4 separate regions of the Homo sapiens genome follow, and all the other regions are linked to region 2. A link is a contact called in ENCODE Hi-C or POLR2A ChIA-PET data. All regions are on one chromosome and are shown on one strand. The core of a region is the stretch at or near the end of the contact, and the rest is flanking DNA. Distances in the headings are between cores, read along the strand shown.

What was found. Hi-C counts contacts between places; a loop is a spot of excess contacts on that map. ChIA-PET counts read pairs that join two places held with the same protein, here RNA polymerase II (POLR2A). Pooled maps may share reads with other maps.
Region 1: a pooled map shows a loop between it and region 2 (6-fold over the local background). The contact joins the enhancer-like site here to the promoter of ATAD2B in region 2. A Hi-C loop is called at or near these places in 5 of 50 pooled maps.
Region 3: POLR2A ChIA-PET joins it to region 2 with 12 read pairs in activated T-cell. The contact joins the enhancer-like site here to the promoter of ATAD2B in region 2. POLR2A ChIA-PET finds 5 or more read pairs at or near these places in 2 of 52 experiments (activated CD8-positive, alpha-beta T cell and activated T-cell).
Region 4: a loop to region 2 is called in a pooled map, with 2.9 times the contacts of the local background. The contact joins the promoter of LINC01381 here to the promoter of ATAD2B in region 2. A Hi-C loop is called at or near these places in 2 of 37 single-sample maps with no recorded cell type and 6 of 50 pooled maps. POLR2A ChIA-PET finds 5 or more read pairs at or near these places in 1 of 52 experiments (H1).

The regions. Positions count from the first base shown.
Region 1 is chr2:25,360,424-25,367,258 of GRCh38, forward strand. No RefSeq gene overlaps it. Among named protein-coding and RNA genes, the nearest start is that of DNMT3A, 22 kb to the left of the region's middle. RefSeq lists enhancers at 1,770-1,849, 2,120-2,219, 2,270-2,319. Within about 2 kb of position 2,433, at least 29 of the 41 ENCODE cell types and tissues checked have a DNase peak (open chromatin) inside an H3K27ac peak, as active enhancers do.
Region 2 is chr2:23,920,980-23,928,450 of GRCh38, forward strand. ATAD2B (ATPase family AAA domain containing 2B) reads right to left here and starts at 6,144. Exons shown (of 28, transcript NM_017552.4): 1 at 5,576-6,144. The coding sequence starts at 5,791. It also overlaps a transcript of UBXN2A not described here. RefSeq lists enhancers at 4,811-5,060, 5,159-6,077, 5,271-5,320, 6,078-6,994, 6,581-6,670 and silencers at 5,801-5,880, 6,081-6,410.
Region 3 is chr2:25,318,423-25,325,210 of GRCh38, forward strand. All of the region lies in intron 1 of DNMT3A (DNA methyltransferase 3 alpha), which reads right to left. Among named protein-coding and RNA genes, the nearest start is that of MIR1301, 6.9 kb to the right of the region's middle. RefSeq lists an enhancer at 3,670-4,497. Within about 2 kb of position 4,854, at least 3 of the 41 ENCODE cell types and tissues checked have a DNase peak (open chromatin) inside an H3K27ac peak, as active enhancers do.
Region 4 is chr2:25,202,395-25,208,853 of GRCh38, forward strand. It overlaps LINC01381 (long intergenic non-protein coding RNA 1381), which reads left to right and starts at 1,919. Exons shown (of 2, transcript NR_132378.1): 1 at 1,919-2,155. RefSeq lists a silencer at 1,917-2,256.

The sequences.
Region 1 (6,835 bases), core at 1,183-3,682, 1.4 Mb after region 2:
AGGCCACCCCCACCCCCAGCCCCCCCTTCTCTTCTCAGGTGATTTTGGTGGCATACCTCTTCCTTTCTGTCCTAAGCCCATCAACCCCCCTCCCACTTTTTTTTTTTTTTTTTTTTTTTTTGGCCACAGAAAAGAAAGAAAAAGGAAAACAGCCTAAAGGCATATTCTCCTTTGTGTAAAATTAATATATGCTATTCAAGGGCATGTAAATGTAATTTTAAAGTCAGCTTTCTTGGGCCTTTGTTAGGAGGCCGCTGTCGTGGTCAGAAATCTACATAGCATATGGCATATAGTAGGTGGTCAATAAAAAAAAACTCATCCTGCCCTCCTCTCTCCCCGCCACCTTTCCTTTCTCAAGGGTCCCGAGGGCACCTGGGCTTCCCAAAGCAGAGAGGCCTGTTGGGGGCAGATGCCCACCTGCCCTCCCGCCACCCGTGCCTGTCTGGGCTTCTCCTCCCAGAACAAACCTCTCCTGCAGGGGAGGGCAGGTGGCACCTGAGGGACTGTCCTGAGGGCTACTGAGGGACTCAAGGAAAAAACCCACCTTGAGTCAAGCAAGTCTTCCATGTCTCAGAGGGGATCCTTCCCAGGCCTCCTTTTTTTTTTTTTTTTTGAGATGGAGTCTCAGAGTCTTGCTGTGTCACCCAGGCTGGAGTACAGTGGCGTGATCTCAGCTTACTGTAACCTCCGCCTCCCGGGTTCAAGCGATTCTCCTGCCTCAGCCTCCCGAGTAGCTGGGATTACAGACTGCACCATCATACCCAGCTAATTTTTTTTTTTTTTTGAGACAGAGTCCCACTCTGTCGCCTAGGCTGGAGTGCAGTGGCATGATCTTGGCTTACTGCAACCTCCGCCTCCCGGGTTCAAGCGATTCTCTTGCCTCAGCCTGCCAAGTAGCTGGGACTACGGGCACGTGCCACCACACCCGGGTGATTTTTGTATTTTTAGTAGAGACGGGGGTCTCACCATGTTGGCCAGGCTGGCCTCAAACTCCTTATCTCAGGTGATCCGCCTGCCTTGGCCTCCAACTCTGTGCTGGAGCTACAGATATGAGCCACCGCGTCCGGCCAGGCCGCCTTTTAAATTAGGATCAAGGAGCATGGCCTGAAAAAATGATTGTTTTAGTGCCCCGACCCCACGAGGGAGTGCGGGACTGAGACCCCCATCAGGCCACTGAGCAGGGGAGCCAGGACAGCTTGGCGGTCACACCCCGGAGGTCTGGGTGCAGCGCGGGAAGGCTGGGTCCCTTCTAGGATCTCTGGGCCACTAGTCCAGCTGTGGGGACAGTGTCCGAAGCCCCTGCCCCACTGACTGGGGATCCGGAAAAAGGGTGCCACCTCCCCACCCCAGGCATCTACTTTGCTTAATGGAGGCTGAGCCCAAAGAGATGCCATTGAGCACCTAACACCACTATTGCCACTTTTCTGGCCACTTTTCCACATCAAACTCATTCTTTTGGTCAAGTGGGAATAGAAATCAGGGAAAGTTGTGGGGAAAGTCATTTCAAGTAAACAGATTCAAAAGCGCTCGACAGCCCCTCGGCGGCTCCGCTCCGAATAACCCCACCGCGGTCAGCAGGTTTCGGAGCGGAGTCCGGGTCTCCATCGGCTGCAAAAACCAGCGAAGTGGGCGGCTCCGCCAGGCCGAGGACCCAGTGCAGTCGCCGCATTTCGCTCTTCACCCTCCAGGTGGCGCTAGCGGGGGCGGAGCGCATATTTGTATTTGGGGAGGAGCTTCAGAAATGCTGACTGTTGATTGGCTGGGCTCAGTCTCGCTTTCTTTTCTCCTTCCCGGCAGGGCTAGGGAGGGGACCCAGTCCCGGTGCCTGAGCTGCGCAAGAGGAAACGTGTGTGTGGGAATGGGACAGAGGGGACGGGGTTGGCTCACTTGACACAGAAAGAACATTTGGGGCATGGCCCCTGGGTGTGTTCACTCCTCAAGGACAATCCTGATTTCCTGGTTTTTGTTTTTTTAATAAAGGCAATTTGTTAAGTGTATAATGAACTGTGTTTTCCATTTGTCATTCCTTTATAAGACACCTCATAAATTTACACACCAGGAAAATCCTTGGTGGGACCTGTTGATAATAAAGACATCGTTATTTACAAAAGAACGAAGGTGAGGACCTTCTAGACCTCCCTTTTTCATTTTCTTGGTCTCTGAATGTTGTGTTTGTGTTACCAATATAACGATCTGTGGCTGTATTTTATTTGCACATCTAACAACTGATTGTTAAGCTTCCGCTATCTGGCAGGCATTGGGTGGGGTTTCTCTGAGTCAAGAGTGAGGAAAAAAAGAGGGGGAGCTCGTGGACAGGTAGGACAGGCGGCAGCCAGGATCCAGGCTGTGCACGGGGAACATTGAAGAACGCTGCCACGGCCCCGAAGAAGAAGTGGAGCCACGGGGAGAGGAACGGGGAATTTAGAGGAAGTGGGGCCCGAGGGCAGCGGAGCAGAGCCGCTAGCTCAAAAAGCGCAGTGCTGAAGTCACACTGATGTCACTGCAGAAGCCCAGAGGAGCTAAGGAGAGGTGAGATGTTGGGGGATTCCCTAGGGCAGCTGGAGTGGGCCCCTGGCCTTTTGTCCGGTTGGTGGGGAGGAAAGCATTGGAAAGTATAACTTCCAGAATATTTCCTTCTTGCTCAGGACAGAAAGCCATCTCTGGGGCCAGGCGCGGTGGCTCACGACTGTAATTTTAGCACTTTGGGAGGCTGAGGCGGGTGGATCACGAGGTCAGGAGTTCAAGACCAGCCTGGCCAACATGCTGAAACCCCGTCTCTACTCAAAATATAAAAATTAGCCGGGCATGGTGGCAGGCGCCTGTAATCCCAGCTACTCGGGAGGCTGAGGCAGGAGAATGGCTTGAATCTGGGAGGCAGAGGTTGTGGTGAGCCGATCATACTACTGTACTCCAGCCTGGGAGACAGAGTGAGACTCCGCCGCAAAAAAAAAAAAAAAAAAAAAAAAAAAAAAAAAAAAAAAAAGAAGAAATTTTTGCTAAGTGAATAAGGGAAGCAGATGCTTCTTGATCGGTAGAGAAAGCTCCCTCTAGGAGCCTGCACAGAGCCCAGTATCTCTGGCAAAGAATAAATTGTTCGGAGAGGGCTCTCTTTAGTGTAGGGGAAAGTAGCCCCTTTGCCCCGGGAGAAAACTGTGACAAGACCTTGGCGTTTCAAGGGCTTGAAGAAACTGCTCACCCACTGAGGGGGCAAGCAAGTCACAAGTGTGTGTATACCTGGTGGTGAGAGTGAGGTCTGCGAGGTGGTCCTCCCCATCCTGTCCTGCTCCTTACCTGCCATTCCAAGACCAGCCTCCACCCCAGAAGCAGATTTTCCCATGACTTGAGGGCTACAGCCTGGGCAGAGATTTGGCTCAGGGCCCTGGACTCCACCCCTCGACCTCCTTAAGTGGCCCTTTACATGTCTGGGCAGGGGAGACAAATCAGCGCCCCAAGCCTGAGCACCCGTGCCAGGCCTGGGGAGATCCTCAGCCACCTGGCACCGGGCGTGGGGCTTGGGCCCTGGCAGTACCAGGTTCCCTTGTCCCCATCACTGTAGCCTCTCGCCTATGAGTCCAGGTAGGGTCTGGCCAGTGCGGCTCAGTGTGGCTTGACCCACAGTGCCCAGTGGATGGTGCAGACACTAGTGTCAGAGGAAGAAAGGAAAGCAACCATTATTACTCATTTGCTATGTGCTCAGCCCTGCTCCAGGTCTCTTACACATTTTAATATAATCCTTAGAACAACTAAATAGGTTGGAATTATCTTCATTTTATAGATGCAGAGAATAAGGCAGTGACCTGAGGTCACTCTAGAAAGGAGCAGCGTCAGGATTCAAATGAAGGTGTGCCTGCCCTCCAGAACCCATGCTTTTCCATTGAACCCTATAGCTGTCCAGGAAGGCATGGTCCCCAGGGATCCCAGGAACCCTCAGGTACCTCCCTGAGAAGCAGGGCCCCAGACAGGCCTCCAAGAAACAGGGAGGATGAGACAACTCCAGAGAAGAAGGCAGAACCCTCGCTGGTGAGGACCCTTGGGAGCAAAGACAGGGACAGAAGGAGGAGACTTAGCAAGGGGCCAGCAGGGTGCAGACTCGCAGAAAAAGGAAAGGGAGAAGATTCAAAAGGGCAAATTGAGGCAAGAGGTGACAGATTTAGACCAGGTCTAGGGAGATCATGGAGGAAGCCCGGGGCAGCTGGAGGCACCCCAGCAGGACTGGATGACTTAGGGACCAAGGTTGGAGCAGAGGGCAGGAGTCACACATATAAATGCTCCTGGGAGCTGGGCAGGTCACGTCAATGGGCAGGTGAGCTGAGGGTGGAGCACAGACAGAGCTGAGCAAGAGACAAGCAGGACGTGGGAGTTGGAGCGGGGTTGGGAGCCCTCAGACAATAACCAGAGGCTGGGACACAGGCGCCCAGTCTTTCCCAGGCAGCTGGGTGGGCAGCGGGCACACCAGACAATCATGGGTCCTGGACCCACACCTCAGATCCCCTCTTAGTGACTGTGCAAGCTTTCCCATCCTCGTTAGCCTCTCCAAGTTTTCTCTACAGATGGACACCCTCGGCATCGCCTTAAAACACGTATTCATTAACCACACTAAAAAGCAGTCTTTTCCCCATTCCAGGGCCAGTCTGCACAATCGTTAGGTTCTAACATAAGCTTCATTTCCAGGCCAGCACACCCTCCGGGTCACAATACATTAGTCATTTGCCATTCAGAATTGGCACCCATTGTGTGCCAGCACTGTCTTTTAGCTCCTTCTCCCATGTTTCAGGCTGGTGGGAACTGGCACCCACCGTGTGCCAGCACCCTGTCTTCTAGCTCCTGCTCCCGTGTTTCAGGTTGGTGGGAAGTTTTCAAGTTTCAAGTGTCTGGGGGAAAGTTTATACCTCATTTGGGTGTTCCCGAGCAGGAATACCCTCAGCGGTAACTGGCACAGAGTGAGCTATTGCTTCCTGTGGGCCATGGTGATTGGACTGTCTCCCACCTAGCCAGGAAGTGCCTCCAGGCAGGAGCCGACTCTTCTAGAGGCCTGAGACAGGCCTGCTCCTTTGCATAAGAACTTGTCCAGGATGCTTTAGCTTTGGGCTGGGGTGGGGTGGGTGGTGCGTCATTCAGGAAGACAGGTGGATTTTTTTAAAGCAATAAAATAGTACTATTATTTGTAAACTTTGTTCAGACACTATCCTAGCATTTCATGTGTGTTGGTTAACAGGCAGAAATTTAATTACCTGCATTATCTCTCTATATATTTAGTAAATCATTTGCGTGTTAGGTATTTGTCCACAAGCACTCATTTTAGTTACCAGGGATCTTGGAGAACATAGTATTCGCACATTTTGAGGGACTCGAAGGTGTATATCACTATCCCTGACTTTAGGGACCTTATAGTTGGTTCAGGAAGACAAGAAGAGCATGTTAAAAAGCTCAGAGGAGCCAGGTGCGGAGGCTCAACTGTAATCCCAGCACTTTGGGAGGCCAAGGTGGGCCCAAGAGTTTGAGACAAGCCCCTTGCTTGAGCTCAGCCTGGGCAATATGGCAAAACCCTGTCTCTATTTAAAAAAAGAAAAAAAGAAAAAAAGAAAAAAAAAAAGGCTGGGTGCAGTCGCTCAGGCCTGTAATCCTAGCACTTTGGGAGGCCGAGGCAGGTAGACCACGAGGTCAGGAGTTCGAGACCGGCCTGGCCAATATGGTGAAACCCCATCTCTACTAAAAATACAAAAATTAGCTGGGCATGGTGACGCACACCTGTAGTCCCAGCTACTCGGGAGGCTGAGGCAGAAGAATCGTTAAAACCCAGGAGGCAGAGGTTGCAGTGAGCCAAGATCATGCCACTGCACTCCAGCCTGGGCTGGATCTCAAAAAAATCCAGCTGTTAGCGTCCTGATTTTGGACTCCATCTTAAACAAAAAAAAGAAAAGAAAAGAAAAAAAAGCTAGCCAGGCATGGCGGCATTTGCTTACAGTCCCAGCTATTAATACTTGGGAGGCTGAGATGGGAAGATTGCTTGAGTCCGGGAAGTCAAGGCTGCAGTGAGCCATGATCACGCCATTGCACTTGAGCCTGGGTGACAGAGCAAGATGCTGTCTCAAAAAACAAAAACAAAAACAAAAAAAAAACAACTCTTGGGTTCAAGGCCCCGTGTGACTGGGCGGGGTGGGTACTAACTTCACAACTCTGCCTATGTTGAAGGGGCTTCTCTCTACTCTGCCTCAGTTCCTTGTTTCTCTAAAACTTCTCCTTTCCTACTTATAGCCCCAGGCCATCCTGGACAGTCATTGGCAGGCCCACCATCACTATGGGGTGGCCCAGTGTCACATCTGCCAGGAATACCAGCACTTGAGAATTACCTATGCAAATTTTGCACTGACCAGTGGTGAACAAAATAATGTAACCCACATGTAGATTGGGGGTGTGGGGCTTTTGCCACTGGAGTTCCCCCGGCCTTGAATGATGGGAGCAGAGGCAGTGACAGCAGACATTGGAAGCAGCTGGCCGGGGCCTAGGGGACCGTCTCTGACTCGGCAGTGAGGTCCCTCTCTGCATCTTCTGTCCTAAAACTGTGGCTTTGCACAGAAGCCACAAGGTAAAAGGGGATGGAATAATTGTAAGTGTGGACATTTTCCCACAAATCTGTGCTCCCCAGAAATTCAGTTGTCTTTTCTTTTTTTGAGATGGCGTCTCGCTCTGTAGCCCAGGCTAGAGTGCAATGGCACGATCCCGGCTCACCGCAACCTCTGCCTCCTGGGTTCAAGTGATTCTCCTGCCTCAGCCTCCTGAGTAGCTGGGATTACGGGCACCCGCCACCTCACCTGGCTAATTTTTGTATTTTTAG
Region 2 (7,471 bases), core at 4,894-7,393:
GGGTCGCCTGAGGTCAGGAGTTCGAGACCAGCCTGACCAACATGATGAAGCCCTGTCTCTACTAAAAAATACAAAAATTAGCCAGGTGTGGTGGCAGGCGCCTGTAATGCCAGCTACTTGGGAGGCTGAGGCAGCAGAATTGCTTGAACCTGGGAAGCGGAGGTTGCAGTAAGCTAAGATTGTACCACTATACTCCAGCCTGAGCTACAGAGTAAGACTCCATCTCAAAAAAAAAAAAAAAAAAAAAAAAACAACCCAAAGAAATCCACTCAAGTTGATTATGCACACAAATGAAACGGATAATGCACACAAATGAAACTTCATTGTGTATGTCCTGAAAGAAATGCCAAACACATAATTCAAAGTAATATGGCACTTAGATCCTTGAACAGACAGGATCACTCAACATTCAGGTGCAAACACTGGTTGGGCTTCTCAGTTCTCATAACAGTAGTAATTCTACCACTTGTCCAGCTGGATTCCAGAAGTTATGAGTTTACCTATAATTAGGTATTTAGGAGACATACAATAAAACATCTACCAAAGGATGGTTTAAAAGACTCCTTGACAGGGAAAATGATTTAAGGAATTAGTATGTATTCACTTCCACAGGCTTTATAAGTTTCATCCATGACCTAAACAACAGAATGCGTGTATATCTGGACTACAGAAATAGCCTGTAACTGAATTTAAGCTGCATTTTCACTTGGCTACCAGAGACAATCCTATGAACTCCACTACTGCTTTGGTTCGAAATTGTGGCAGGGAACATTGTCACGTTACAATATATTGTACCTATATTGTACTATAGGAGTACCTATATTGTACTCCATGTAAATCTGATACAGTATAAGGAAAAACTTGCTCTGTTCTGATGAACTTATATTTTCCCCTGCTCATCTGAGAGTTACACACATTATGAGATTTCCCTCTCAGACTTCTTTTACCTCTTTAACCCTCAATTTCGACCACTCTGCTTTGTTATGTTGGCAAACGCATGAGTGTTAGAAAAGGAAAAGCACAAGGTGATAAAAGTATACTAAAGAAGGACCTAGGGATTTTTTTAATTAAAATAAAAATAAAGTAATACAGCATTTTACTTCTAAAGTTACTCAAAATATTTATTTTGATCTCACAAGATGGGGACTCAGAGTCAATGACTATCTCAAAAAGCCTAAAAAGCTAGTGAAAAAGCCAGAAATACCAGCAAACAGACCTAACAATTAGGAGAAGTAGAAAAAAAGAGTTGAAATAATTTTCAAAGATTGCTGTACAGTTTTGTGAATACAGTATTAGATTGTTTACTAGGAGTGACACCTAGGTGGAGCAAATAAACGCTAATGACTGAGGGCCAGATTAACTGATCTAAAAGGGGTCAAGCTTTATGAAAGCTTGGAGCAAAACAAAAGCCACAGTATACAGGAGTAATCACATCTAACTGCATAGCACTAAAAAACAACCTGATATTTTAAAAGTGTGGGCATTGTGGGTAATGATAAGAGAGGAAAAAAAAATAAGAAAATTTAAAAGTGAGGGCACAAAGGCAATCTACAGATTAAGAGAAAAATCTGCAAACCATATATCTGATAAGCAGTTAATTTCCAAAATACATAGGGTACTCCTACAACTCCAAAGGAAGAAAACATTTTTTAATGGGCAAAGCAGGATTTTAAGGCTGCAGTGAACCACTCCAGCCTGGGCATCAGAGTAAGACTCTGTCTCAAAAAAAAAAAAAAAGGGTCCTAACTAAACAGACACCTGTCAGGTATATAAAAAGGTGCTCAACATTACTAATCATCAGGGAAATGCAAATCAAAACCACAATGAGATATCACCTCACACCTGTCAAAATGGCTCTTGTCAAAAAGACAAGAGACAACAAATATTGGGGAGATGTAGAAAAAAGGGAATCCTGGTACATGTCAGTAGAAATGCAAAATGGTGCAGCCACTATGGAAAACAGTATGAACGTTCCTCAAAAAATTAAAAATAGAACTACCATATGATCCAGCAATCCCAACTTCTGGGTATTTATCCAAAGGAATTGAAATTAGGATTTCGACGGACATCTGCACTTCCATGTTCGCAGTAGCATTATTAATAGCTAAGACATGGAAACAATCTAAATGTCCAAAAAGAGATGAATGTAGAAAACGTGGTGTACATGTGTGCATGCCCAGTGGAATACTATTAAGCCTAAGAAGGAAATCCTGCCATTTACAACAACACAGATGCACCTAGAGGATGTTACACTAAATAATATGTCAGTCCCAGAAAGACAAATACTGAATGATCTCACTTATCTGCTAGTTTAGTGGAATCTAAACTAGCAAATTCACAGAAGCAGAGAGTAGAAGGGTGATTGCCAGGGTCTTGTGGGGGGACAATCAAGTTTCACTTATGCCAGATAAGTTCTGGAGATCTATATAGCATAGTGCCTACATCTAAGAATACTGTATTGCATACTTAAAATTTTCTAAGAGGGTAGATTTTATATCAAGTGTTCTTACCACAAAAATAATACTAATAATACATTCATAATAAAAGGGACAGGGAAACTTTAGGAATGACGGACATGTCTATGGTGTTGATGCGGTGGTGTTTTCACAAATATATACTTATCTCCAAACTCACAGAGTTATATACACTAAGTACCACCTTTTACATGTCAAAAAAAAAAAAGGCTTTTCATACCGAAAAAAAGAAAAAGAAAATAATTCCAATAATCGGCAGAATGCATATTTTCCCCCATCCTATGCATATACTACTTGGGAAAAAGACAAAACTTTAAGAAAAGCTCATAGCGCTATGACTTTTTAAAGCAAATAAAATGTCTCTGGACACAGTGAATGAAATAATCTAAAAACAGGGAAAAGGGGGAAAAATAGGCATCAAGTGTAGTTAGTTAAGAACATGGCACAGGCTGGGCGCGGTGGCTCACGCCTGTAATCCCAGCACTTTGGGAGGCCGAGGCGGGCTGATGACGAGGTCAGGAGATCGACACCATCCTGGCTAACACCGTGAAACCCCGTCTCTAATAAAAATACAAAAAAATTAGCCGGGCGTGGTGGCGGGCGCCTGTAGTCCCAGCTACTCGGGAGGCTGAGGCAGGAGAATGGCGTGAACCCCGGGGGGCGGAGCCTGCAGTGAGCCGAGATCGCGCCACTGCACTCCAGCCTGGGCTACAGCGAGACTCCGTCTCAAAAAAAAACAAACAAACAAACATGGCACAAAAGCAGAAAAAGGAGAAACTCCTCAATTACAAACAGGAATATTATGTTACAAACAGGAATACATTTCTTTCTACAAAAATAAGGGTCTGCGAAAGCAACAACACGGGCAACCCCATTTTGCACCAAATGAGACTTTACAGACACTGGCAAATGCTTATTACAGACCCCACAGACATAGAGGGTGTCTTTAAGTACTCCAGAAAGGGTGAACCAGGAGTGCTAAATTCCTACAAAACTGGAGAAGAGCTAACCAGAAATATACAACCTGCTTCATAAATATATAGTCCATAAACTTAATAAATTCAGAATTATAATTTATCCTCTTCTAAAGGTCCAATCACTATGTAAGAGTAGTTACGTCTCTAAAAAAACCTTTCAGAGAAAGCAATTAGATGACTACATCATCTCCTAGAGCCGAACATAAATCTTCTTAAGACTGAAAAACAAATATTTCAAAGTAAATCTTTAGTACCCTGTTATTTATGGTGCTTTAAAACATTTTAAAAGGATCTTTGAAACAAAGTTTCATTAGTACCCTTCTACAAAGAGCTCTCATATCTTTCATTCTTTTAGCAATTTAAAAGCTACCAAATGTTCATTTCCTCATTAGATTATTGATTCCTAGCCTTTTAACATCTCTATAACAGCTGCTTGACAAATTACCTCACCTTATTCCTCGGGGGGTGAGGACAGCATGATATCCATGAATTCAAAAATGGGACCACAAACTGATGAGTGAAGATGAGCTAATTGCTTCAGATGAGTTAGACACTGCTCTAACAGACTAGGCATTCACATAGCATGATACGATTAAATGCTTACACCCTAAATATTTTCTTTGTCCTTAAATGTACAGAAAAGATCTTTTCTTAAATTGAGTTTTATTTTAAAATATGTGATAGCCTCAGTAGGTCAAGAAGCTTGAACATGTTTGGAATAGTTTCCACCGAAAGCCTCGTCTTCAAAGTACTTATTCTCAACAGTTTGCACAACTTTCAGATTTAACCTTATTTCAACCTAAGAGAGCTGTAAGCCCCCAAAATAGTCTATTAAATAGGACGTTATAATGCCCAAAATTTTATCAAAGAAAAGCCAAAACGATTTTCAAAGATATAATAAAAATATTTCAGAGTAGTATGGTAAAATATTCCTGTCTCTGCCTAGATCCATTCTGTTAGTGTCAAAACAGTGTAAGACACAAAGAAAAGCACACACAAACCGCGATCTTGTAGACCCCTAGAACATAAAATATTGCTTTCCCCCAATAAGAACCACAAAATGGTGTGGAATTAAAGGAGCATTTTAAATGAACAGCTTTTTCCAGCCAAATTACTTAGCAAGTCAACCTCTTTTAGACAGAAGCAATACACTCTTCTCTGAATTCAGAAACAATCTCATAGTAAAACAAACGTGTCAATTCCTTTAAAACAATAAATATCTGTGCTTAGCTTTATAATGTAGGTAATAAAATTTCAAGATCTTTCAATCAGTTTTTTAATTCAATCACCAGCGTCTTTAAATGTCATTTTTGCAACTGCATGACTATGGTGTTCATTCACCTTTTGTAATATAGTCCCATAACAAAAATGTAGACACCCAAGAAACCACACAGTTTTGGCATGATGGTGCTGACTATCCGAAACATTCCACTTGTTTCTTTCGACGTGCTCCTTCTGTGACCTGAAAGCTCTGGTTCCTACTAGCACCTTGGTGAGCTAGCTGGCTGGTTCCCCAGCTATAATATCATGTTTGATCTCTCCTGCCTGGAGAGGCGATAGCGTTGATTTTGTTTTTAAAGTTGGTGTCAGAGCAGCTACAAACTTTTTTCAGCATCCCTGCCTGGCTGCCAACTGGAGCTCTCTGTTCACTTCCTCACCAACTTGAACCACCCCCAAACTGAGAGTAAGCTGGAGTTAGACAGCGGCAGGAACTGACACACTTTCAAGAAGGGTTTGACACCGCAGAAAACTTTCACTTCTCCAACCCTTCCACCCAGGGGCTCTGGCCCTTCGCTCTTGCTTCCCCGCTAGAATTCCCCTCTGGGGCAGGACAAGGACACGGACAGCAGATCGTTCGAATGACGCCGAAAGGGACCCCCAAAGCCCTCTCCCCTGGACTCAAGGGCTGTTCTTCACACAAAAGAGCCGGGCCAGCTTGAAAAGCAAAGGGGCCAGCGTCGCGGCCCTTCTCTGGGTGCCACCCTCCACCGCGCCCGCAGACCCTGTCTCCAGCCGCCCGAGCGGTCTCCACTGTAGGCTTCCTACCCCCAACCCGGCCAGACAAAGCCCCGGCAGCAGGGCCGGCACTTCCGAGCCTCCGGACTCGGGACGCCGCGCTCTTACCCTGGCCTCATCCAGAGTGACGCCGGCGCCACCGCTTCCCCCGGCTTTGGCGGCGGGGCAGCTGGCGGCGCGGGTCTTGGAGGAGCGGGTCCGAGAGGAGATGAAATGGCTGCTGCCTCCGGTCGCCCCAGGCTCTGCTCCGGCCCCAGGCCCAGGCCCGGGACCAGGAGACTTGGACCCGAGAAGGCGGAGAGAGCTCTTCCGGGTGTTCACCATGGTCCAGCCAGGGGGACGGAGTCCACGCCGCGCCCGGGAGAGCCGAGCAAGGCCGGCCCGCCGGCCGGTCAGTCAGGGCCAGCGGAGCCGAGCCGGGCAATGAGAGACGAGCCGGCCCGGAGCGTGCGGAGCGCAGACGAGCACAAGAGAGAGCCGGGCAGAGGAAGGGAAGTCGGCGTGAGCAGGCGGCGTGCGGGAAGCGGGGGCGGTGCTGCAGACCGGCAGCACAGACACTCCGCCGGCTTCGCCCTCCTCAGCGGGAGCCGAGCGGAGCCGCCATTTCTACCCCTTTCTCTCCCGTTCTCGCTCTCGAGCTCCGTGCGTCAAGGCTCCAGCGCCGCAGGGCCAACGAGACCGCTTCCGGCCGCAGCCACGGCGGGGCGCTGCGAAGCCGGCCAGCCCTTCCCGGCTGCTCGCTCCTCTCCCTGCCGCCTCCAGCTGCCCCGCCCCCGGCGCGGCGTCAGCGCTCGGCGGCCGGGGAGCGACGCTCTAGGCTGTCAGCTCGGTGGTTTCCAGCTCTCCCCGACCGCAGGGCTGGGGCGACCAGAAAAGCCAGACTAATCAGGACGAGTTCGGGCGTGGAATTGGGCCTGAAGCCCTCATGCCCAGCCAGGCCTGAATGCCCCAGACCCCACCGTCACCCCCGTGGCCTGGATGGAGCAGGGGACGGCCGGCGAAGGCGCGGGGTGGAAGGGGAGCGGCGACGAAGGCGCGAGGAGCTGACTGGGAATCCCCAAGCTACCCGAGGCAAGACACTGAACTTGAGTCGCACTTTTCATGCCTGTAGAAATGAGAATGACAGCTGTGATAAAAAAAAAATTCATCTGGGCGGTATCTGGAACTTGGTAAGCTTAAGAAGAGAAGGGGGGGGGGAAACACCATGCTAGAACTCTGCGTTTTTAAACAAAGCGAGGCAGGGTCGTTTTCTATCCCCTTAGCCAGATCTAAGGCGGAGCCAAAGAATGAGTACCCTGTAAGAGCCGCCTCTATCGCCGCCCCCTGCCCCCGGCCCGCTGAAGAATTAAGAATACAAAAAGCTGAACCCACAGATAAAGCATTTGCAATTTAACTTCCAAAGAAAAAAAAATTAAGCCACACAATTCATATGAAAAGCTCTGCTGTAGGCCGGGTGCGGTGGCTCAAGCCTGTAATCCCAGTACTTTGGGAGGCCGGGGTGGGTGGATCACCTGAGGTCAAGAGTTCTAGATCAGCCTTACCAACATGGTGAAACCCTGTCTCCACTAAAAATACAAAAAATCGATGGGTGTTGTGGTGGGCACCTGTAATCCCAGCTGCTCGGGAAGCTGAGGCATGAGAACCACTTGAACCCAGAAGATGGAGGTTGCAGTGAGCCGAAATCACGCCACTGCACTCCAGCCTGGATGACAGAGCCAGACCCTGTCTCAGAAAAAAAAAAAAGAAGAAAGAGAGAGAGAAAGGAAGAAAGAAAGGAAAGAAAGAAAGAAAAAGAAAGAAAGAAAAGCTCTGCTGTAAAGTAGGAATTAGGTTCATTTCAAAAATTCACAGTACAGGCCGGGCTTACGCCTGTAATCCCAGCACTTTGGGAGGCCAAGGCGGGCGGATCACTTGAGGTCAGGAGTTCGAGACCAACCTGGCCAACATGGTGAAACCCCCTCTCTACTAAAAATACAAAAAATTAGCCAGGTGTCGTGGTGCATG
Region 3 (6,788 bases), core at 3,604-6,103, 1.4 Mb after region 2:
ACCACAGGCGCCCGTCACCACTCCCGGCTAATTCTTGTATTTTTAGTAGAGACAGCTTTCGCCATGTTGGCCAGGCTGGTCTTGAACTCCTGACCTCAAGTGATCCACCCACCTTGGCCTCCCAAAGTGCTGGAATTACAGGTGTGAGCCACCGTGCCCAGCCAAAATTCTTAAAGAATAAACCAAATCTTAAACAATCTTCCAATTAGAATTATTTTCAGCCAAATTATCATTTAAGTGTGAGAGTAAAATAAAGACATTTTCTTTTTTCTTTTCTTTTTTTTTTTTTTTTTGAGATGGAGTCTCGCTCTGTCGCCCAGGCTAGAGTGCAGTGGTGCAATCTCGGCTCACTGCAAGCTCTGCCTCAGGGGTTCATGCCATTCTCCAGCCTCAGCCTCCCAAGTAGCCGGGACTACAGGCGCCCACCACCATGCCTGACTAATTTTTTTTCTATTTTTAGTAGAGACAGGGTTTCACCGTGTTAGCCAGGATGGTCTCAATCTCCTGACCTCGTGATCTGCCTGCCTCGGCCTCCCAAAGTGTTAGGATTACAGGTGTGAGCCACCACGCCTGGCCCTTTTCTTTTCTTTCTTTCTTTTTTTTTTTTTTTGAGACGGAGTCTTGCTCTGTCGCCCAGGCTGGAGTACAGTGGTGGGATCTCGGCTCACTGCAACCTCCACCTCCCGGGTTCATGCCATTCTCCTGCCTCAGCCTCCCAAGTAGCTGGTACTACAGGTGCCCACCACCACACCCGGCTAATTTTTTGTATTTCTAGTAGAGACGGGGTTTCACCATGTTAGCCAGGATGGTCTCGAGCTCCTGACCTGGTGATCCGCCCGCCTTAGCCTCCCAAAGTGCTGGGATTACAGGCATGAGCCACCACGCCCGGGGTCTTTTTTTTTTCTTAAATAGAGATGGGGTCTCACTATGTTGCCCAGGCTGATCTTGAACTCCTGGGCTCAAGTGATCCTCCCACCTCAGCATCCCAAAGTGCTGGGATTACAGGCGTAAGCCACCGTGCTGGGCCCTAGTAAAGACATCTTCAGACATATGAGGCCTCACGCTCCTTTCCCAGGAAGGACAGGAAGATGTCCTCTAATACGCATAAGATCCAGTACAGGAGAGATGGGAAGGGAGGCTCCAGGATGAAGGGGAAAAGAGGCCGCATGCCAGTCACCTGGCATGAGCCAGAGAGGGCCAGCCTTCCCACTGAGACTGGGGCACGAGTGCCGTCATCACCATGCCCTCTGCTGTCGAACTGTCTTTTTACCTGACAAAACTACACAGGTATCGCTCGTGGCCATACTCTGCTATCTAAACCCAGGAACTGAATAGATTTTTTCTTTCTTTCTTTTTTTTTTTTTTGAGATGGACCCTTGCTCTCTAGCCCAGGCTGGAGTGCAGTGGCGCATTCTCGGCTCACCACAACCTCTGCCTTGTGGGTTCAAGCAATTCTCTTGCCTCAGCCTCACGAGTAGCTGGGATTACAGGCACCCGCCGCCATGCCCGGCTAATTTTTGCATTTTTAGTAGAGATGGGATTTTGCCATGTTGGCCAGGCTGGTCTCAAACTCCTAACCTCAGGTGATCCACCCGCCTCGGCCTCCCAAAGTCCTGGGATTAGAGGCGTGAGCCACTGTGCCCAGCCATGAATGGATTTTGATATGGACAGATGTGTGTCCTGGAAGATGTGCTCTAATGAGGGGAGTGAGCCAAGCATGAGGAGGACACGAAAGCCAGAAAACAGAGATTCCAACCGGAAAGTAATGGGAATTCCAAAGATGACCACAAAAGGAAGTCACAGAGCATCAGCTACAATGTGCCTAGAAAGCAACTAGCCCAGAGTGAAAGAGGATAGATAACTTAAAAAATGGAACTGAAACATCTTTTACCTGCTGTGACTGCCCGTGTGGAAAGCAATACTGATGGCTATTGGAAAGTGTGGTAGGCCCACCACAAAGAAGTGATAAATGCTGGAGGTGATGGATATACCAACTATCCTGTTTTGATCATTACACAATGTATGCATGTATTGAAACATCACATTGTACCCCATAGAGATGCACAATTATTATGTGTCAGTTAAAAAGAAAAAAAGAAAAAGAAGTCCTAAGGTAACAGTATTGTTAAAGAAAAATAAAATTATATTAGAAGTTGTGGTAGGAATTAGCAACAGGTACAAAAAAATAAGGCAGATGAGAAACAAGGTAATTATTAACTTCAGGGAAAAAAAAACGAAAAGAAACTATTACAGTGCACCACAAGGCTCAGCTGTGAATAATAGTTTTATCGAAATAATAAAATAAACACTGTGTGTAGGTTTAACAAATATATGTGTGTGTACATATATATGTATATATGCATGTATGTACACACAAATTACTTTTGTATGTACCACAAAATTAATGCCTTAAAACAACACATTATCGGCCGGGCGCGGTGGCTCACACCTGTAATCCCAGCACTTTGGGAGGCCGAGGAGGGTGGATCACCTGAGGTCGGAAGTTCAAGACCAGCCTGACCAACATGGAGAAACTCCGTCTCTACTAAAAATACAAAAATTAGCCAGGCATGATGGTGCATTCCTGTAATCCCAGCTACTCGGGAAGGCTGAGGCAGGAGAATCACTTGAACCTGGGAGGCGGAGGTTGCGGTGAGCGGAGATGGCACCATTGTACTCCACCCTGGGCAACAAAAGCGAAACTCCGTCTCAAAAAAAAAAATTATCTTGCAATTCTGCAAGTCAGTAGTAAAAAAAAAAAAAGATTCTCCTTACTAGGCTAAACTCAAGATGTTGGCAGGGCTGCATTCTTTTCTGGAAACTCTAAGGAGAATCCATTTCCTTGACATTTTCAACATCTAGAGGCTGCCCTCATTCCTTGCCACGTGGTCCCCTTCCAACTCCAAAGCCAGCGATGGCCAGTCTTTTTCCCATCACAGTACTCTCTGCCTCATCAACATCTCCTGCTCTGACTACTCTTCTGCTTCCATCTTTCACTTCTAATGACCCTTCTGATTACACTGGGCCCACCCAGATAATCCAGGATAATCCCCTCATCTCTAGGTCATTAATTTAATCACATCTGCAAAGTCCCTTTTGCCATGTAAGGTGACATATTCACAGGTCCAGGGGATTAGGACCTGGCCATCTTAGGGGGGCCATTATTCTGGCTACCAAATGCACAAAACATTTTTGAGGCTGGACACAATGGCTCATGCCTGTAATCCCAGCACTCTGAGAGGCCAAGACAGGAGGATCACTTGGGACCAGTCTGATGACACAGGGAGATCCTGTCTCTACAAAAATTTACAAAATTAGCCGAGTGTGGTGGCACATGCCTGTAGTCCCAGCTACTCGAGAGGCTGATGTGGGAGGATCGCTCGAGCCCAGGAGGTCGAGGCTGCAGGGAGCTGTGATTGTGCCACCACACTCCAGCCTGGGCAAAGATCGAGATCCTGTCTCAAAACAATCAACAACAAACAATTTTTTGAAAAAATATAAGAAGAGTACTGTCAATATTTAAGGAGGATGGCTGAAGAGCAGAAAGGTTGGACATGTAAGAGGATCTACTAAATAGGAAATCAATGGAAAATGTCTAAATAGATGAATCAAAAATATGCACTTTACTCAGAAATATGAGATGAAAATTGCTGGAAGAAACAGCCAAGAGAATCGAAAGCGGTTGCCTCTGAGAAGAGGATAAGGGTAGGAGTAGGCAAGGAATCACTGCATTTTGTTAGGAGGTTTTAGTACTATTCGACTTCTTAAATTATATGCATGTACTACTGTGAGTAAATAAAAATGAATTTTTAAACAGAGAGAGTGGGGATGGGAGAAAGGGCTTACGTCCCAACTGCAGCCATCGGTTGCGTTTGGCCTCCATTTCCTTCTCTATAAATAAGAGTGTAGCTGAGGCCTTTCCACCTCTGTTGTTCTATGAAATCATCACGTCCCACAGAATAACCATCATCAGCTCCTCACACCCACACAGAGTTCCATCACCAGCTACAACACTGGTACCTCCCTCTCCACCCCCCACCCTCACGAAATGTTTAATCCTCCAAACACATCATTCCCGCTGCGTCCAGCCCATGGGCAGCGCAAGTCAGTGCTGCCTGCATCCGTAACCCCAACCCCCGCTCACTCAGCCCCTTCTCAGACCAAAGAGCTACATCTCCACCATCTCCTGAAGCCTCAGGACTGCTCCCCTGCACCACACTGTCCCCACTGCCGCCCCCACTTCCTCACCAACCCCAGCCTCATCAGCACCCCCGAGATGACCACCCAAGCCTCCTCTCCATCTTCAGATTGAGGACTGCTGGCCCCCCTGCCACCCCACAGTCTCTCCTCAACAAGGGCTTGCACATAATTATCCTCTTCCAAAACCAAAACTGTCACGGCCCACAAACCTAAATCCTCACTCCACCAAACACGATCCCAATATTCTCACCCTAAGGGCCCCTTCTTCTCCGTCTCAAGTTCTCTGTCTGAATGGCTGAAAAATATCTGACCATTTCTGTAGCAGGTCCTTCTCCCTCCCTCTGCTTGCATTCTCCTTTTCCTCTAGTGGACTCTGGTTGTTCTGCTCTACCTAGATGCCTTCCCCTCCTTCCCGGTGGGAAACGCTTGTCAAAAGGTTTTCGTTGTGCCTGTGCTGACCTCAACCCTCACCCCAGGCAAGTGGTGAGCACGTGACCAGGCAGAGCCAATCAGAGGCCTCCCTGGAACCTTTTTATCGATGCGATGGAAGGATGCTAACATGGTCGATGTGAGTCAGGGGCTGCCAGCTGCTGTCTTCCCGCCATGTGGGTGAGCCTGCCTGAGAACGAAGAGCTCAGAGATGAAGACAGAGGGATAAAGCGTTGTAGTCACTGTCTGGGCCCCTGGTCTTGCTGTTCCTGGAGGCAGGGACGTCTCTGAACTTCCGGGGACTGTGAGCTTTCACTACTTTGGTATGAGTCTATGACTTGTGGTTGACACCCTCCTGACCTAAGGGCTAATCTCAGTCCCCTCCAGGGCTCCCTGGGAGGCCAACTGCGGGGTTTCCAACACTGGCCTTATTTCTTACCAGCTGTGTGGCCTGAGGCGAAACTGTGCCTCAGTTTTCTCAGCTGTCGAGTGGGAGAAAGAACTTTCCACCTCACAGCGCTGCTGTGAAAATTAAAATGGAATGCCCTAAAAATGCTTCCAAGAGCGCCTGGCACAGAGAAAGTACTCAATAAATCTTAACGATGATTACTCTCAGATTCAACCAGCCCGCAGATTTCTCTCCTTTCTTGAAATCCCTGGAGTTCCTCTAAGTGGCCTTCGCTCAGGCAGGAGCTTGTACTTAAGCTCCTCCGACATGCCAGGCCCCGTGAGCAGAGCTTTACAATGTCAACATCTCATTAATCCTCACACCTCACCCCAACCCTTTGAAGTGGGTACTATTTTTATCCCCATTTTCCAGATGAGAATAATGAGGTATGGAGAGATTAATAAAACTGCCCAAGGTCACACAGTGGGTAAGGGGTGGAGCCAGGCACAGTCCAGGTCCACCCCACTCAGAAGCTCACAGCTCTCCACTCCCTCTCTCACAATCAGCATGTGACTGCTGCAGATCTATATTAACTTTGGGCACGGACTGGCCAGAAAACAAAGTTTCCAGTCAGTCTCTCTCTCCTGGTCAGGCTTGTCTGCAGTGGGAGCGGGGAAGGAGGGCACTGGAGCATGCTAATCACAGTATTCAATGCCCTGCCCAATGCAGTGGTCATTCACTCATTCATTCATGCAGCTATTTCCTGAGCACCTACCATGTGCCAAGCACTGTGCTAAGGAACATGCACTATCCTCAATCCTCAAAACAATCCTATGAAGCAGGTCCTATTGTTATCCCCATTTTATAGAAGACATGGAGGCTTAAAGAGGTTTAATACCTCTCTAGGGTAGCACAGCTAGAAAGCCCCAGGGCAGGATTATAAATCCAGGTCCGTGTAACTCAGAACCCTTCGCAAATGTGGCAGTTCTTGGTCATGAATGAGCATGCTAAACACACATCTCAGAGCCAGCGCCATGATCGATGTTTGTGCCTCTGGGGTGACCCTGGCCCACAGATAACAGTCCCATGGCTAAATTTCCTATTTGAGCTTAGGAGGAGGTGCAAATGTGGGTGACAGAAGGCAGCAGAGTATCTTGTGCCCCACCCCCACCCCCTGCCCAATCATCTGCTAGGGTAGGGGTCAGCTAGGGGCCAGGAGAAAGTGGAGGAGACCTCCTAGACGGAGATGTCTATCTGTCAACTCTTCCCCCTCCTGTCACAACCTCTCTTGGTCATAAGACTGGGGATGGATAAGGAGGAGGGAGAGGGAGGGGGGTCTTGGTGCCATTTTCCAGTGAGATGGCCATCACCATTCCATTGCCCTGACTTTCAGAAACATTACTTGCACCCAAACTACCAGCTGTCCATAGAATACCAAAAGCCACTGGTGACAGGCCAGCAGTCCTGCCCTCTGCAAAGCTGATTTATCTGGCTCTAGAGTCACAATAAGACGGCTTGTGGCTCTCACACCACTCTCGAGGCCATGGCACCACCAGCACTGGCACCACCAGCACTGGCACCACCAGCAGGAGCACTTATGATCACACCAAACCTGCTGCCACTACGGCGGCCACATGGGAGTCTGAGTCAGACTGCTTTGCTCACACTAATGGTTGCCATGACACAGCCCCAAAAGTGAGCGGGGGGGGGATTTATACCTAAAATAGATGCTGTTAAGGAGCTGAAGTTGTTCTCAGGAGCCAAAATGAGC
Region 4 (6,459 bases), core at 669-3,168, 1.3 Mb after region 2:
TCTGCCAGATAAAAGAGGAAAGAGGATGTGGCTTTGCCCGGGTATTCCAGACCCAGCAAGGGTGGGACTGAAGGCTTGATGTGGCTGCGTTAGAGGCGGCCAGACTAAATGCTCTATCTAGGGCGTTACAGCCGGAAGAGTGGCCGCATACCTCGCTGGCCCCCGTGTTCCTTCCTGAGCTGCTGCTCACACAGGTGTGTGGTGGTCAAGTACACGTGGTCTGCTTCTCCACCAGACCCGGAATTCCTCAAAGAAGGGCTATGGCCTTCAACTCTTCAACATATATGTTTGTATATGTATATATATGCAATTGTGGTGGTCACACAACTGTAAACATCAGTCAAAATGCACTGAGTTCAATACTTAAAATTGGGGAATGTCACTGTTTGTGAATTATGCCTCAGTAAAAAGCATGCTTTAGAGTCTCTGGGTGTCCAGGTTCACCAGGCACTTTCACATAGATTATCTCCAGCAGCCCAAACAACAGCCCCATTTCACAGATGGAGAAACTGAGGCCAGTGACTTGCCCACATCCCATAGTGGCAGACCTGGGCCCCTCCTTCAGAGCTTGTTGCTCACAGGATATGGGCCTGAGGGATTTTTTTTTTTTTTTTTTTTTTTTTGAGACAGAGTCTCGCTCTGTTGCCCAGGCTGGAGTGCAGTGGCACGATCTTGGTTCACTGCAACCTCCACCTCCCAGGTTCAAGCTATTCTTGTGCCTCAGCCTCTCCAAGTAGGTGGGATTACAGGTGTGTGCCACCATGCCTGGCTAATTTTTTGTATTAGCCAGGGTTTTGCCATGTTGGGCAGGCTGGTCTTGAACTCCTGGCCTCAAGTGAGGCCTCTCAAAGTGCTGGAAGTACAGGCGTGAGCCACTGTGCCCGGCCCGTGAGGGACTTTTGAGAGGACAGGAGCCAGCCATGGCTGGAATAATCCAATGTACAGAGTCTACCTGGTGCGGCTGTTGCTGTCTTGCCCTCGGGGAGTTCAGCCCCTGTAAGAGAGGTTCAGTGGTTCGGTTCTGCTCAGGGGGTTCCTCAGGCCAGTCTGGGAGACACTGGGTGACACTCACATTCCTGCACCCCCTAGTCCTGGCCCCAGTTCACACAGACCACTCGCTGTCATTGGGTAGGTATTAGGGTTCTGAGTCAGATGTCCTCCAAAGAAGGGGTTCTACCACAAATTGAGTTGCCAGATTTAGCAAATAAAAATACAGGCCAGGCCAGGAGTGGTGGCTCATGCCTGGAATCCCAGCACTTTGGGAGACCAAGGCAGGAGAATCACTTGAGCCCAGGAGTTCGAGACCAGCTTGGGCAAAATAGCGAGACGCCCCCCAGCTCTACAAAAAATACAAACATTAGCTGAGTGTAGTGGTGTACATCTATTCTGGAGGCTGAGGCAGGAAGATCTCTTGAGTCCAGGAGTTGGAGGCTGCAGTGAACTATGATTGTGCCACTGCACCCCAGCCTGGGCAACAAAGCAAGTCCTTGTCGCAAAAAACAAACAAACAAACAAACAAAAAACCAGGACAAAACGTTGGAGACATTCTGATACTAAATAGGACATCCTAAACAGGATAGATGTATACTAAAAATGTATCTGTTGCTTATCTGAAATTTGAATTTAACTGGACCTCCTACATTTAACCTGGCAATCCAAACTGAAAAAAAAAACCACCTAAAATTAAAATTAAATTAACAAAATTTAAATTTAATGAAATTAATAAAATTTAAAACAAAACTAAAATGAAAGAAAAAGTAAAATAAAAAAAATTTTTTAAATGAGTTAAATTAAATGAAACGAGAATAAAATCCCAAAAGAGGTGAACACTGCACAAGCGCGCACGCCTGCGCCGAGCGCCCGTGGCCCAGCAAGATGGCGAGGCCGCGCCTTCCCCACCCAGGCGTGGGGTCCTCGGGCCTCTGCGCGGCGCTCGCCCGGGACTGGGACGCAGAGCCGCGGACGGCTTTGGGGACGCCAGGGCTCCGGACTTCCCCGGCGGCGCCTCACGGGCGGCAATCGCCCGCGAGCCTTGGGGCGCGGCACCCAGGGCCTCCCCACCGGGCTCCGAGGGACGCAGCGGCCTCGCCACCGCATTAGGCCGAATCCGGTGCCTTCTAGAAATGGCCTCCTGCAGCTCCAGAGCGCCTGCAGGGTGAGCAGAGGCTGCTCTGTTTTCAAGAAAGCCGCGCGCCCTCATGGCCCCGCAGGGCCCCTCACGGCCTCTGCTGCTCTGGGGAGAAGGTAGCCGGCGCCACCGAGTCCCAGGAGGTCCCCGGACGCCCGCCCGGGCCCCGTGGGAGGGTGACGCCCGTGACAGCTCCTCTAGCTGCACTCTGCTGCCTCTGTCATTCTGCCACTCAAATCTCTGGCCTGACACTGTGCAGGCGGAAACAAGTGGGGGGCCCCTAGGTTTTCCCCCACAAATCTGAATGCTGAAAGGCGCGCCAGAGAACTTTTGCTCACTTGGGGAAAAGCCGATCTGTACCTTAGAAAGGGCAATAATAAGGATATAATATTAAATTAATAATACCTAATACAGTCATAAAGGTCCAGAACCTTATGCCCAGGCACCCCACTCCCTGGGAATGTATCCTAATGAAATAATTCAAAGGAATAACCGTGCCCTAGGCATAATCATGTTCATTATGGCATTATTAGTGTGAGCTAAAAATTGAAAACAACCTCGCCACCTAGCAAGGGAGAATGGTTAAGGGAACGGTTTTACACCCACTAGATGGAATGCCGTGTAGCCAGTAAGTGATTATTGCAAGGTCTGTAGAAACACGGGGAAATGTTTATAATGTAATCTTAATGAAAAATGGTTTAACATGAAATGGTAAATTCTCATGGATCTCAACTCCTTCAGAATTGCTTTTTCTTTTAATCGAAAATGTTATATAGATACTTGCAGATTCACATGCAGTTATAAGAAAATATAGGCCGGGCGCGGTGGCTCACGCCTGTAATCCCAACACTTTGAGAGGCCGAGGCGGGCAGATCATGAGGTCAAGAGATTGAGACCATCCTGGCCAACATGGTGAAACTCCGTCTTTACTAAAAATACAACAATTAGCCGGGCATGTGGCATGTGCCTGTAGTCCCAGCTACTCGAGAGGCTGAGGCAGGAGAATCGCTTGAACCCGGGAGGCAGAAGTTACAGTGAGCCAAGATCGGGCCGCGGCACTCCAGCCTGGTGACAGAGTGAGACTCCGTCTCAAGAAAAAAAAAAAAAAAAAGAAATGATACAGAGATCCCACCTCTACCCAGTTTTCCCCAATGGTAACATCTTGCAGAACTATAGTACAATATCACAACCAGCATATTGACAGGGATGTAACCTGCTGATCTAATGCAGATTTCCCAAATGTTACTTATACTTGTGTGTTTTGTTCTATACAGTGTTATCACAATTGTAAATTACAATTTTACTAGAGCTGGGTTTTTTTTTCTTTTTCTTTTTTTCTTTTGAGACAGAGTTTCACTCTTGTTGCCCAGGCTGGAGTGCAATGGTGCGCTCTCGGCTCACTGCAACCCCCACCTCCCGGGTTCAAGCAATTCTCCTGCCTCAGCCTCCTAAGTAGCTGGGATTATAGGCGTGTGCCACCACACCTGGCTAATTTTGTATTTTTAGTAGAGACAGGGTTTCACCATGTTGGCCAGGCTGGTCTCAAACTCCTGACCTCAGGTGATCTACCCACCTCGGCCTCCCAAAGTATTGGGATTACAGGCGTGAGCCACCACTCCCGGCCTAGAGCTGTTTTTTAAAGCACACGTGTGCATATGTAGAAATGTGTTATATAAATGGTGGTATTTGAAAGATTTTCTTTTCTTTTCTTTCTTTTTTTTTTTTTTTTGAGACACAGTCTCGCTCTGTCGCCCAGGCTGGAGTGCAGTGGCACAATCTCGGCTTACTGCAAGCTCCGCCTCCCGGGTTCACGCCATTCTCCTGCCTCAGCCTCCCAAGTAGCTGGGACTACAGGCACCCGCCACCACGCCCGGCTATTTTTTTTAATTTTTTTTAGTAGCAATAGGGTTGCACCGTGTTAGCCAGGATGGTCTCGATCTCCTGACCTCGTGATCCACCTGCCTCGGCCTCCTAAAGTGCTGGGATTACAGGCGTGAGCCACTGTGCCCAGCCGAGAGATTTTAGTTTAAATATTTATCTTTAATGCTGCTATGTCATCTTATCAATTAAAAGAGGGGAAGGCCAGGTGCGGTGGCTCAGGCCTATAATCCCAACACTCTGGGAGGCCGAGACAGGAATTTGAGACCAGCCTGACCAACATGGTGAAACCCCATCTCTACTAAAAATATACAAAAATTCTCTGGACATGGTGGCGCGTGCCTGTAATTCCAGCTACTCAGGAGGCGGAAGCAGGATAATCGCTTGAACCTGGGAGGCAGAGGTTGCAGTGAGCCAAGATCGCGCCATTGCACTCCAGCGTGGGCAACAGAGCGGGACTCCGTCTCAAAAAATAATAAATAAAAAGAGGGGATAAGTTGAGCTAGAAAAGGCAGGTGAAAGAAAGGAGAGAATGGTGGGCCAGGATGGCAGAAGGCAGAGATGCCGCCTAGCCTTGCCAGGACTAGCCATACCGTCTTGAGCAAATCAACGAACATTCTTTGAACTGCAGTTTCTCAACAGTCAAGCGGGGATAATTTCCCCTGCCGTATCTACCTAGCAAGGTTACTATGAGGTCCTTTTTGCCAAACTCAGGTAACATCCTCCAGGCCCTCCCTGAGCACAGTCAGCTGACAAACACACTGAAAAAGTGAACCCTCCGGGGGGTCCCTTGATCTTTTGTGGTCTCACCACTCACAGACCAGCTACTACCAAAAAGGGAAGTCTCTCCACCAGGCAGGGAGGAGACGTCACAAGGGGCTTCCCAAACATTTCCCGCTGCAAGAGGCCTGGTCTTTGGAAGTGGACCATCAGGCTCAGAAACAGGTTCCCTGGGGCAGCCAGAGGAAAATGCAATCAGACAGGAAAGGAGCAAATAACGCAGTGCCCCTGGGGTTCCCTTGGCTCTCCCAGAGAAAAACAGTCAGCCTGACTTGGGTTTCCCTCCAGTGGACCAGCTGAGGTCACTCCACAGACATCCTGGGCTCCTCCCAGGCCTCTTCTCCTTCCAGATACGTCCTGGGCTGCTTGTGTGAAAGGGTTCCAGTTCCCACACTGTCCTCTCCACCAGGGAGAAAAGCTGAAGCCATGATCCTGAAGGTGTTCAACTCAAGATGCTTTCTATTTTAACTCGAACTCTTGAGATGCCTTGTTTTCCAGAGCTCCAGGACCACCGTCCACCAGCTGTACTGCTGACCTTTGCTGTGGTTGGCTTTGCTGTCCTCTCAGCCTAAGACGCCCTTGGCCTTCTCTGTCCTGTGAACTCCCACCCCATCCTTTAAGGCAGGGAATGGTACACTTTTTCTGTAAAGGCCTAGATAGTAAATATATTAAGCTTTGTGTATAGTCTCTGTCACAACGATCCATAGAATGAGCATGGCTGTATTCCCACTACATTTTATTTACGGACATTTTAGTCTTTTTCTTCTTTTTGAGATGGGGGTCTCACTATGTTGCCCAGGCTGGTCTCAAACTCCTGGATTCAAGCGATCCTCCAGCCTTGGCCTCCTACATAGCTGGACTATACATACACACCACCATACCCAGTGTGGACACTTATAACCGGGCTCAACTGTAAATCCCTAAGATATAGATTGAAGTCCTGTAGCTGTGAATGTGACCTTATTTGGAAATAGGGTCTTTGCAGATGTAATCAGGTTAAGATGAGGTCACTGGGGTGGGCCGTAATCCAATAGAACTGGTGTCTATATAAGAGGGAGATGGGCCGAGCATAGTGGCTCACTTCTGTAGTCTCAGCTATTGGGAGTCTGATGGGGGAGGAGCCTGGGAGATGGAGGCTGCAGTGAGCCGTGATTGCACCACTGCACATCAGCCTGAGCAACAGAGCGGGAACTTGTCTCCAAAAAAATAAATAAATAGTCTGGGGCTCGGTGGCTCACGCCTGTAATCCCAGCACTTTGGGAGGCCGAGGCGGGTGGATCACGAGGTCAGGAGATCGAGACCATCCTGGCTAACATGGTGAAACCCCGTCTCCACTAAAAAAAAATACAAAAAATTAGCCGGGCTTGGTGGCAGGCGCCTGTAGTCCCAGCTACTCGGGAGGCTGAGGCAGGAGAATGGAGTGAACCCAGGAGGTGGAGCTTGCAGTGAGCCGAGATCGCGCCACTGCACTCCAGCCTGGGCGACAGAGCAAGACTCTGTCTCAAAATAAATAAATAAATAAATAAATAAATAAATAAATAAATAAATAAAAATAACAGAGGGAAATGTGGATACCCATAAAAAGGAGAACGCCATACGAGGACGCAGACACAGAGGGAAAGTGGCTGTGACCTTGATTTTGTACTTCTAAGCCTCCGGAACTGTGGGACAAT